2 separate regions of the Homo sapiens genome follow, and region 1 is linked to region 2. Evidence: chromatin contacts called from ENCODE Hi-C or POLR2A ChIA-PET data. All regions are on one chromosome and are shown on one strand. The core of a region is the stretch at or near the end of the contact, and the rest is flanking DNA. Distances in the headings are between cores, read along the strand shown. Region 1 holds the start of POLD2 (DNA polymerase delta 2, accessory subunit). Region 2 holds the start of BLVRA (biliverdin reductase A).

Region 1 (4,472 bases), core at 172-2,671, 360 kb after region 2:
CATTCCTGCTGCCCCTGTCCATCCCCCAAAGCAGCAGCTCTCCTGGTGTCTCACTGCACCCAAAGGATACTGGGAAAAGAAGGAGAACAGCTGTAGTTGACACCAGACATTGTGTCCACTTGGAAATTTATCGTGCCTGGATACCGATGTCTCACCCTGTAGCGGTCATCCAAAAAGAGAAAAGGAAAGCTAGGAGTGTTTGTCCCATCTGGAGTTCTTCCCGAACCCTAGACTCAGGTGTCCTGTTCCATCTGGACAACTACCAGGGTCTCAATCAAGTTCAGTTTGCCCCAAATGGAATTCCCGATCTGCCTCCATCCAGCTCTCCGGCACCTGTCTCATTTCCAGACAAGAGGTCTGCCTTATTAAATAAAACTTCTGTGAAATAATAAGCCTATTATTAAATAATAATAGAACTAAACCAAAACCAAAACATAAATCAGTCACTGCTCTGTTCAAAACTCTCCAAAGTGTCCTCATTTCATTGAATAAGGCCCCAAGTCCTTACAACTGCCTATGAGATCTGCTCCACTGGTCCTCTCCCCTCCTGGTTCCCACTCCTCCACCTTGGATCCCTCCCCACAGCAAGGGGCCTCTGAACTCTTGCTTGCCCCTCTCCCGTATACTTATAGAGCTCACTTGCCCATCTCCTTCAAGTTCTTACATCTTTACTCAAATGTTACCTTGTGCCCTGCCCATCTGATTTACAACTGCAACTCTCCCCAGTACTTCAACTGTTATTGTTGTTTACAACATTTACCTTCTAACAAACTGTATATTTTAAATGTATTGTCTGCCTGCTCCAACTAGACCATAAGCTCCAGGAGAGCTGAGATTTTTGTGTCTTATGCCACTAGCCACCTAGGGCTACGAAGTACAGGAGATGTGGTGAGTCCAACTGTGATGTTTGGGTTGGACACACAATGGATTTCTAAGAATAGTACAAAGAATATCCCAATAATTTTTTCACATACAATTGAAATAATAGTTTGAATATATTTATGGATTTACTCCAATTGATTTGTTTCGTTTTACTTTTTTCGTACACCTACTAGAAAGTTAAAAAATTCCCTAGCGGCTTGCAATCTATCTCCACGGGACAGCACTGGCCTGGGACACAGGCTCCGCACACGTGTCTAACGAGTGACTCGTTAGGAGCTTTTGGCTCGAACGTGCTTGATGGCGGCAGCAGCCAGGCCGCGCTACTCGGGATGGGGCCGAGAGCGCCCTGGGGGCTGTCCCAGTCACGGCGGGTGCCCCGGCTCGGATCCACGCGGCAGCTGCGGGACGTCCGCCAAGACACCAGCCCACCGACCCAGGAGCCCGGCCTCGCGGCCTGGAACTGCCACCCCCAGCTGACCCCGTTTCCCTGGACCCCACTCACCGCGCGGCGCGCCGCATCCCGCCAATCCCCGCGCGCCTGCCCCGCCCATCGCCGCAACTCGCTAATCCCCGCGCGGCTTCCCCGCCCATCGCCTAATCTCACCAATCGCTGCCCTCCTCGCCCCGTCCGTCACCAGGCGCCTCATCCCGCCGACCACTGTGCGCCCAGTCCCTGGGACGCCCAGAGAACGCGGAGCCACACCCTCGGTTTCCTGGGCAACGCGGGGCGGGGGCTCGCAGGCCGGCGCCGCGGGTCTTTGGTTGGCGGCCGCGCGTGCAGGGGTTGGGCTGACGGGGGGTGTCGGCCTCCAGTGGGCTGACCGCGTCACCCCGTCAGGCCCTGCCCAAACCTCCCAGTGGTCGTCACCCCGCCAGACCTCCCAGTGGTCGGCCGCCAGCCTCCTTGGTGAAGCCCCCAGCGTCCCAGCTTTCCCCGCAGAGCTGCCCACTTGTAGCGATGGCGACACGCGAGGAGGATCCCAACAGAAAGAAGGCCCAAGGCCCACTAACTTGGCCGGGGAGAAGTAACTCTTCCTGAAGGGATGGCGCGGGGTCTCGGGGTTCCTCCCGTCCTGCCAGCGTCTGCGTCCGGGAAACGCATTGGCGGTTTCGGGGTCCTCCCTAGCTTGCCCACAGCTGCACACCAGCTTCCAGCCCAACACTCCCCAATCTCCAGTGTCCTCGTTGTCCCCGTTACTCATACTCGTTCTTACCACCACGTCTTTCTGAGTGCTGTCTCCCACTTTGGGAATACTTTTTTTTTTTTTTTTCCATCTCCACTAATTTATAGAATTCCTCACCCCATCAAGAGACGCTTCCCCACTAAGCTTCCCGGGCTCTTCCCGCCGCGCGCTGATTCTCCCAGGCGTCCTCTAGCGCTACTGTTCTGCTACTTCCCTGGGCCTGTTTCCTAAGTCCAGGTCTTGTCTCCACAACGAGTGGATATTAACACTCGTTAATTATTACTTAATATTTTAATTTTTGTTTTTGTTTGTTTGTTTGAGGCAGCGTCTTGCTCTGTGGCCCAGGCTGGAGTGCAGTGGTGCGATCTCGGCTCACTGCAGCCTCGAACTCCCAGGCTCCAGTGATTCTCCCGCCTCAGCCTCCCGAGTAGCTGGGACAACAGGCGCGCAGCACCACGCCTGGCTACTTTAAGTTTGTGTGTGTGTGTGTGTGTGTGCGTGTGTGTGTAGAGACAGGGTCTCCCAATGGTGCCCAGGCTAGTGTGGAACTCCTGGGCTCAAGTGATCCTCCCACCTCAGCCTCCCAAAGTGCTGGGATTACAGGCATGAGCCACCACGCCCAGCCTTATATTTTAATTTAAAATGTGATATTTTAATTATTAAACGCCTTTGCAACTGCTTTGAGGTTATGACACATTAATTCATCTGCTCCTCAAATAATCCTTTGGGTCAGACACAGTGGTTCACGCCTGTATCCCAACACTTTGGGAGGCCGAGGTGGGAGGATCGCTTAAGCCCAGGAGGCTGAGGTTGCAGTGACCTAAGATTGCACCACTGCACTTCAGCCTGAGCGACAGAGCCAGACGCTGTCTCAAAGCAAGCAAACAAACAAAAAACCTTTGAAGCATGAACTATTATTTTTCTCCCACTTTACACATGAGGAAATTGAGGCAGGGAGGGCAAGAGAGATCATGTAGCTAGTGAGTAATAGCTGGGATTCACACAGAGACAGCAGGACTCTTGCTGGTAAGGTTGTACTGTTCTGAGCCTTCACCTGAAACATTGTACATGTATTGGGCAAACAAATAATTTTACTTTTTCCTTTCCAATTCAGATGCTTTTTATTTCTTTTTTCTTACCTGATTACTCTGGCTAGAACTTCCCATACTATGTTGAGTAGAAGTGGTGAAAGTGGGCATCTTTGTCTTATTCCGGATCTTAAAGGGGAAGCTTTCAGTCTTTAGCATTAAATATGTTGCTAGCTGTGAGTTTGGGGATTTGGCCTATGGATTTTATTATTTGAGGTAGTTTCCTCCTATTCTTAGTTTGTTGAGCTTTTTCTTCTTTCAAAAGAGTGTTGAATTTTGTCAAATACTTTTTTGACATCAATTGAGATGACCGTGTGGGTTTTTTTTCTGTTAATGTGGTCTATTACATTTATTGATTTTTATGTTGAACCATTCTAGCATTTCAGGAACAAATTCCACTTGGTGGAATTACAAACCAAAGTTACAATAATACTAGCTTTTAATGTATTCTCTTTTATATAATTAATTTTACTTTAATTGCACCTGAATTTTCCTTTAGCATAGACCGTTATTTCTCCCCTCCAAGTACTAACCAGGCCCAACTCTGCTTAGCTTCTGAGATTGGACACATTCAGGGTGGTACGGCCATAGATGAGATCTTTATTCGTTTATTCGGCTTTTTTTTTTGAGACAGGGTATCACTCTGTCACCCAGGCTGGAGTGCGGTGGCACAATCTCGGCTCACTGCAACCTCCGCCTCCTGGGTTCAGGTGATTCTCTTGCCTCAGCCTCCCAAGTAGCTGGGATTACAGGCATGTGCCACCACACCTGGCTAATTTTTGTATTTTTCGTAGAGATGGGGTTCCACCATATTAGCCAGGCTGGTCTCCAACTCCTCAGGTGATCCGCCCATCTCAGCCTCCCAAAGTGCTGAGATTACAGGTGTGAGCCACTATGCCTGGCCTCTTTATTCAGCTTTGAGTCACTGTCTAGTATCCTTTCATTTCATCCTGAAAGGCTTTCTTTGGCTTTCTTTGCAGGGCAGATCTAGTGATAATGAACTCCCTCAGCTTGTGTTTATCTGGGAATGTCTTCATTTTCCCTTATTTTAAAATAATGGTTAAGTGAGATACAGATACAGGATTCTCAGCTGACAGATTTATTTTTTTCTTTTAGCACTTTGAATATATCAATCTACTGCCTTTTGGCCTCTGAGGTTTCTGATGAGATAGCTGATGATCTTTTTTTTCTTTTTCTTTTTCTTTTTTTTTTGAAACAAGGTCACACTCTGTCACCCAGGCTGGAGTGCAGTGGTGGCACGATCTTGGCTTGGTGCACCCTCCGCCTCCCAGGTTCAAGTGATTCTCCTGCTTCAGCC
Region 2 (4,572 bases), core at 2,005-4,504:
CCAGGTTCAAGCAATTCTCCTGCCTCAACCTCCCGAGTAGCTGGGATTATGGGCACGTACCACCATGCCTGGCTAAATTTTTTTTTTTTATTTGTATTTTTAGTAGAGACGGGGTTTCACCACATTGGCCAGGCTGGTCCTGAACTCCTGACCTCAGGTGATCTGCCCACCTCGGCCTCCCAAAGTGCTGGGATTACAGGTGTGAGCCACCGCGCCTGCCCCTTTTTTTCTTTTTTTGAGACGGAGTCTCATTCTGTCGCCCAGGCTGGAGTGAGGTGGGGAGATCCCAGCTCACTATAACCTCTGCCTCTCAGATTCAAGCGATTCTCCTGCATCAGCCTCCTGAATAACTGGAACTACAGGTACGCTCCACTGTGCCTGGCTAATTTTTGTATTTCTAATGGAAACGGGGTTTCACCATGTTGCCCAGGCTGATCTCAAATTCCTGACCTCAAGTGATCTGCCTGCCTCGGCCTCCCAAAGTGCTGGGATTACAGGCATTAAGCCACCGCACCCGGCCTCTGTCAGAGATTTCTTCACCAAACCCTCCTTCCACTCTCCAATTCCTTCTTTTTATTTATTTATTTTATTTTATTTTTTACTTTTATTATTTTTTTAATTTTTTTTTTTTTAGATGGAGTCTCACTTTGTCTCCCAGGCTGTAGTGCAGTAGTGCTATCTTGGCTCACTGCAACCTCTGTCTCCCGGGTTCAAGTGATTCTCATGCCTCAGCCTCCCTCCCAGAGTAGCTGGGAGTATAGGCATATGCCACCATACCTGGCTAATTTTTGTATTTTTAGTAGAGACGGGGTCTTACCATGTTGCCCAGGCTGCGACCTGCCTGCCTGGGCCTCCCAAAGTGTTGCGATTACAGGTGGCTCCCGCCTGATTCTTTCTTACATCTTTGGAGATCTCTTCCTAGAATTTCACATTAGTATATCTTGTTGTCCTAATCAAAATCTATACTTTCATATCTTGTTACACATAGGAGAAAAAGAGCTAAGAGAATGACACAGAAATGGAGCTGGAGCCTTAATACACCTCCTAACTGTTAATCTGTTTGGGTGGGGTTTCTGTCACTTGTGGCCTACAGCAGTCTTACTGTCCCCCCAACCTCCCACAAAGTTCTTCAGGTTGAAGAGAGTCACTACTTTGTAGAATGGGAAGCTCTTACTCAAAAAAGTAGAAACTGAATACAAAACTAGACTTTAGAAGGATAAGATAAATAAATCAATGCATTCATAACACATCATTACAAGAAAGTGAGGGGGTTAGAGGTCTCATCTTTAAATTCTGCTCTCAAGGACATGGAGGGCCCCTCTCACAGGCTTTCCCAAAGCTCCTCTGGGTGTACTGGTCTGACTCAGCAAGTGAACATCTGTGGTTTTGCCTAGCCAGCATCCCTTCTCCTAGCAGCAGCACTCAGCATGTCCTTTTGGGGAATCACTCTTTTCTCTTGTGGTTTATTTAAAGTGACTGCACAATCAGACCCCAGAGTTTGGCTTATGTCCTAGGCCTTGCCAGTGAAAATATGGTACCTCATCAGTGGCAGTTATTTTTCCGAGAAAGGACATATCATGACCCAAGGGGCAGCAGCAGGGAGGGGTGGATGGAAGAGACAGATAACAAACAATAAGCTAAATAAACAAATTCAGTCAGGAGCTAAAGAAATAAGTCATTCAGGAGTGGGGCAGGTGGCAATTTCAAATGGAGTGGTTAGGGTAGTTCTCAATGAGGCAGCATTTGAGAAAATATCAGGAAGAGTGAGAAGTAGTCGAGCATTCCAAACAGACAGGAGCCTGTGCAAAGACCCTGCAGCAGAGCCCTGTCTGCCTTGCATAAGAAATAGCAGGGAGGCCAGAGTGACTGGAGCAGAGTGAGCCAGTGGGGAGGCAGTAGCAGATGAGGTTGTAGGGGTAACAGAGGAGCAGATCAGGCAGGGCTTTGGGTTTTACTCTGAGTTTGGGAAACCACTGGGAAGGTTTTGGGCAGAGGAGGAATTTGATCTGGCTTTCTTTTTTTAAGGTCACTCTGGCTGCTTTATGGGGACAGGCTGCAGGGATATCAGGGAAGAGACCACTGTCATGACCCAGGTAGCAGATGATGGAGGCAGAGGTAAGAAGTGGTCAGGCTCTGGGTATGCTAGGGAGATCCAACCAACAGAATTTTTGGGCCCTGGAGGTGGGATGTGAGAGAAAGGTTTCTGAAACAGCAAGGTTTCTGGCCTTGACAACTGGAAGATGGAGTTGCCATCGAGATGGTGATGCTATGGGGAAGAGATCAGGGGCACAGATTTGGATGTGTTGAGATTGAAATGTATTTTAGAGATCCAAGAGGAGGTATTAAGGAGGCAGCTGGATAGAGGAGTATGGAGTTCAGGAGGCAGGTCCCGCCTGGAGATAAAAATTCAAAGCCAAGCCTTCTCTCTTTGCACTCAACAAAACCTCACTTAAACAGGCTTGTCAGGTCATGGAATACGGTACTAGAACTCTTTGTTGGGGAAAATGCCAGTCAACCTTACCCGTCAGAACGCTGCCTTTAAGATCAGAGATCTCTTTCCTTCAGCCTAATCCACCCCTCTCCCTGTTTTCTCCCCTAGCCCCACTAGGCTAGAAGCTCCCTGGCTTCTCCCACATCAGGATCCCCAACAAACCCATTCCCAGGTGGATAAGAGCCCAGGCAGTTCCCTAGACCACGTTCACTACTTCCTAGCTACCCAAGAGCAGGACATCGCAGACACCGGCCTCCTGGAATATTCCCTCCGCTCCTCACATTTACAGGAAGGACTCAGGTAAGCCTCGGCGCCAGTTCAGTCGGCCCGGGGCCACTAAATACCAATGGGATCCAGTGGGTTCTACGTGGTGAGTGGGGGGCGGATAAGAGAGATGCGACACCCCCCGGGCCTGCCCCCCCCACGCCGGGGCCAGGCACACCGTGAGGGGGCCAGGCACACCGTGAGGGGGCCCAGCCACTTCCATACGCCCTCCGGTCGGCCGGCACCCACCACCCACCCCTCGCCACCAAGCTGGGTGCAGAGAACAGGGCAGGCGCACGGACGGTTCTTACGGCCCCAGGCGCCAGACCCAGGGCACAGAGGCCAGGATCTCACGCGCGACCGCACGAGGCCGGGACCCTCCCTCCCCTTCCGTCCACTCCCTTCCCCACCGCCTCCGGTCCCCTCCCGGTCTCCGCCACCCCGCTTCGGGGCCCCCGCCCCCCAGCCGGGCAGCCAATCGGAGCTGGGATCCCGCCCCGGTCCGCAAAGCCGGTGGCGCCCGGAGGCTGCACGGAGAGCGGTGCCCGCGTCAGGTGAGGCGCGCGCGGGGAACGGGGGTCGCGCGCAGGGGAGCGGGGGTCGCGCGCGGCTTCCATAGAGCGCTAGGGCCTGAGCTCGAAGCCCCAGGCCCGCAGGAGGCCCGGGCCCGCGGCCGCCAGAGCCGGGACGCAGCCTGGGCGCCGCCTGCCCCGCCCCGCCCCGCCCGGGCCCGGAGTGAGGACGCGGTCGGAGGCCCAGCAGCGCGGGTCCCGGCAAGGGGCTTTCTCAACTACACAAAAGACAGTCTAAAAAATTAAGTCTCCATTTCGGTTAAGACTGCCCGTAGTTTCGGTTTTTATGTAGACCCAAGAGGGCAGGCTCGGCGTCCGCGTGCCGCGTAGTCCGGCGGCTCCAGGAGCGCGAGCGGCTGGGCCCGGGCGTAGCCACCGCAGGGCCGCTAGCTCGGCCGGGACCCGCCTGGGATGCCCTGGGGTCTGCTCCGCTGGGGCGAATCCTGAGGCGCCACGCGAGGCACTTGGCCTCTCCTAGCCCCGCTTTCGTTTTTGGAAACTGGAAACTATCACTTATTTCGTAGACGGTGTGAGGGTTACATGACAGTGTTCTGTAAAGTGCACTCTACATATGAAGTGCTCAGAAATATGGCTAATAATGAGGGTATTTATAAACTACTTAAATTATAAAAAGAATGAGACATCAGACTTACAGTTTTGGATACTAATTTTTTTCACTTAACGTTCATTATGTGATAGGAGTTTTCCATCCTATTATACCGCTGTGCGATCTGATCTTGGGCACGTTAACCAACCTCTTGTTGCCTCGATTTTCTCACCTGTAAAAGTGGGGGTAATCATAATGCTTACTTAGTAGGATAGCCCTGAAGAATAAGTGACTTAGCGAACATAAATAGCTTACAATAGGGTTTTCAGCATGGGAAGGATTCAGTAAATGTTAGCTGTCATCATCACCACCTACAAAGGAAGCAATACTGTGCTGAAAGTTTTTCCATCATTAATGTAATTTCTATAGTACGATTCCCAAGAAGATATTAAAATTATGGAAATAAAGGTATTGGTATATTCCTAATTATTTCCTAAAAGATTGTATTGATAAATATGCTCATCCTTCCCTTAACGGGATGCATTCCAGAAAAACAAGTCAAATGTTAGACAAAGTATCAGAAGGGAAATTCTGTAGCCAGAGAGCTAAAAATTACAATAGGGTCTCTAATTATACTTCAACTTTTTTAGGAATAATTCTCAGTGTGTTTTCCCACATTTCATATGTAATTTTTTTTT

The links. A loop is a pair of places that touch in the nucleus more often than their neighbours do. ChIA-PET counts read pairs that join two places held with the same protein, here RNA polymerase II (POLR2A). Pooled maps may share reads with other maps.
Region 1: a loop to region 2 is called in a pooled map, with 9 times the contacts of the local background. The contact joins the promoter of POLD2 here to the promoter of BLVRA in region 2. A Hi-C loop is called at or near these places in 6 of 50 pooled maps. POLR2A ChIA-PET finds 5 or more read pairs at or near these places in 2 of 52 experiments (CD4-positive, alpha-beta T cell and Panc1).

What each region holds. Positions count from the first base shown.
Region 1 is chr7:44,122,127-44,126,598 of GRCh38, forward strand. POLD2 (DNA polymerase delta 2, accessory subunit) reads right to left here and starts at 1,422. Exons shown (of 11, transcript NM_006230.4): 1 at 1,385-1,422. It also overlaps the pseudogene RNA5SP230. RefSeq lists a silencer at 1,108-1,817 and enhancers at 1,604-2,508, 2,028-2,087.
Region 2 is chr7:43,755,426-43,759,997 of GRCh38, forward strand. BLVRA (biliverdin reductase A) reads left to right here and starts at 3,255. Exons shown (of 8, transcript NM_000712.4): 1 at 3,255-3,309. It also overlaps the pseudogene LOC107986727. RefSeq lists a cis regulatory region at 1,171-1,938 and silencers at 2,960-3,349, 3,360-3,679.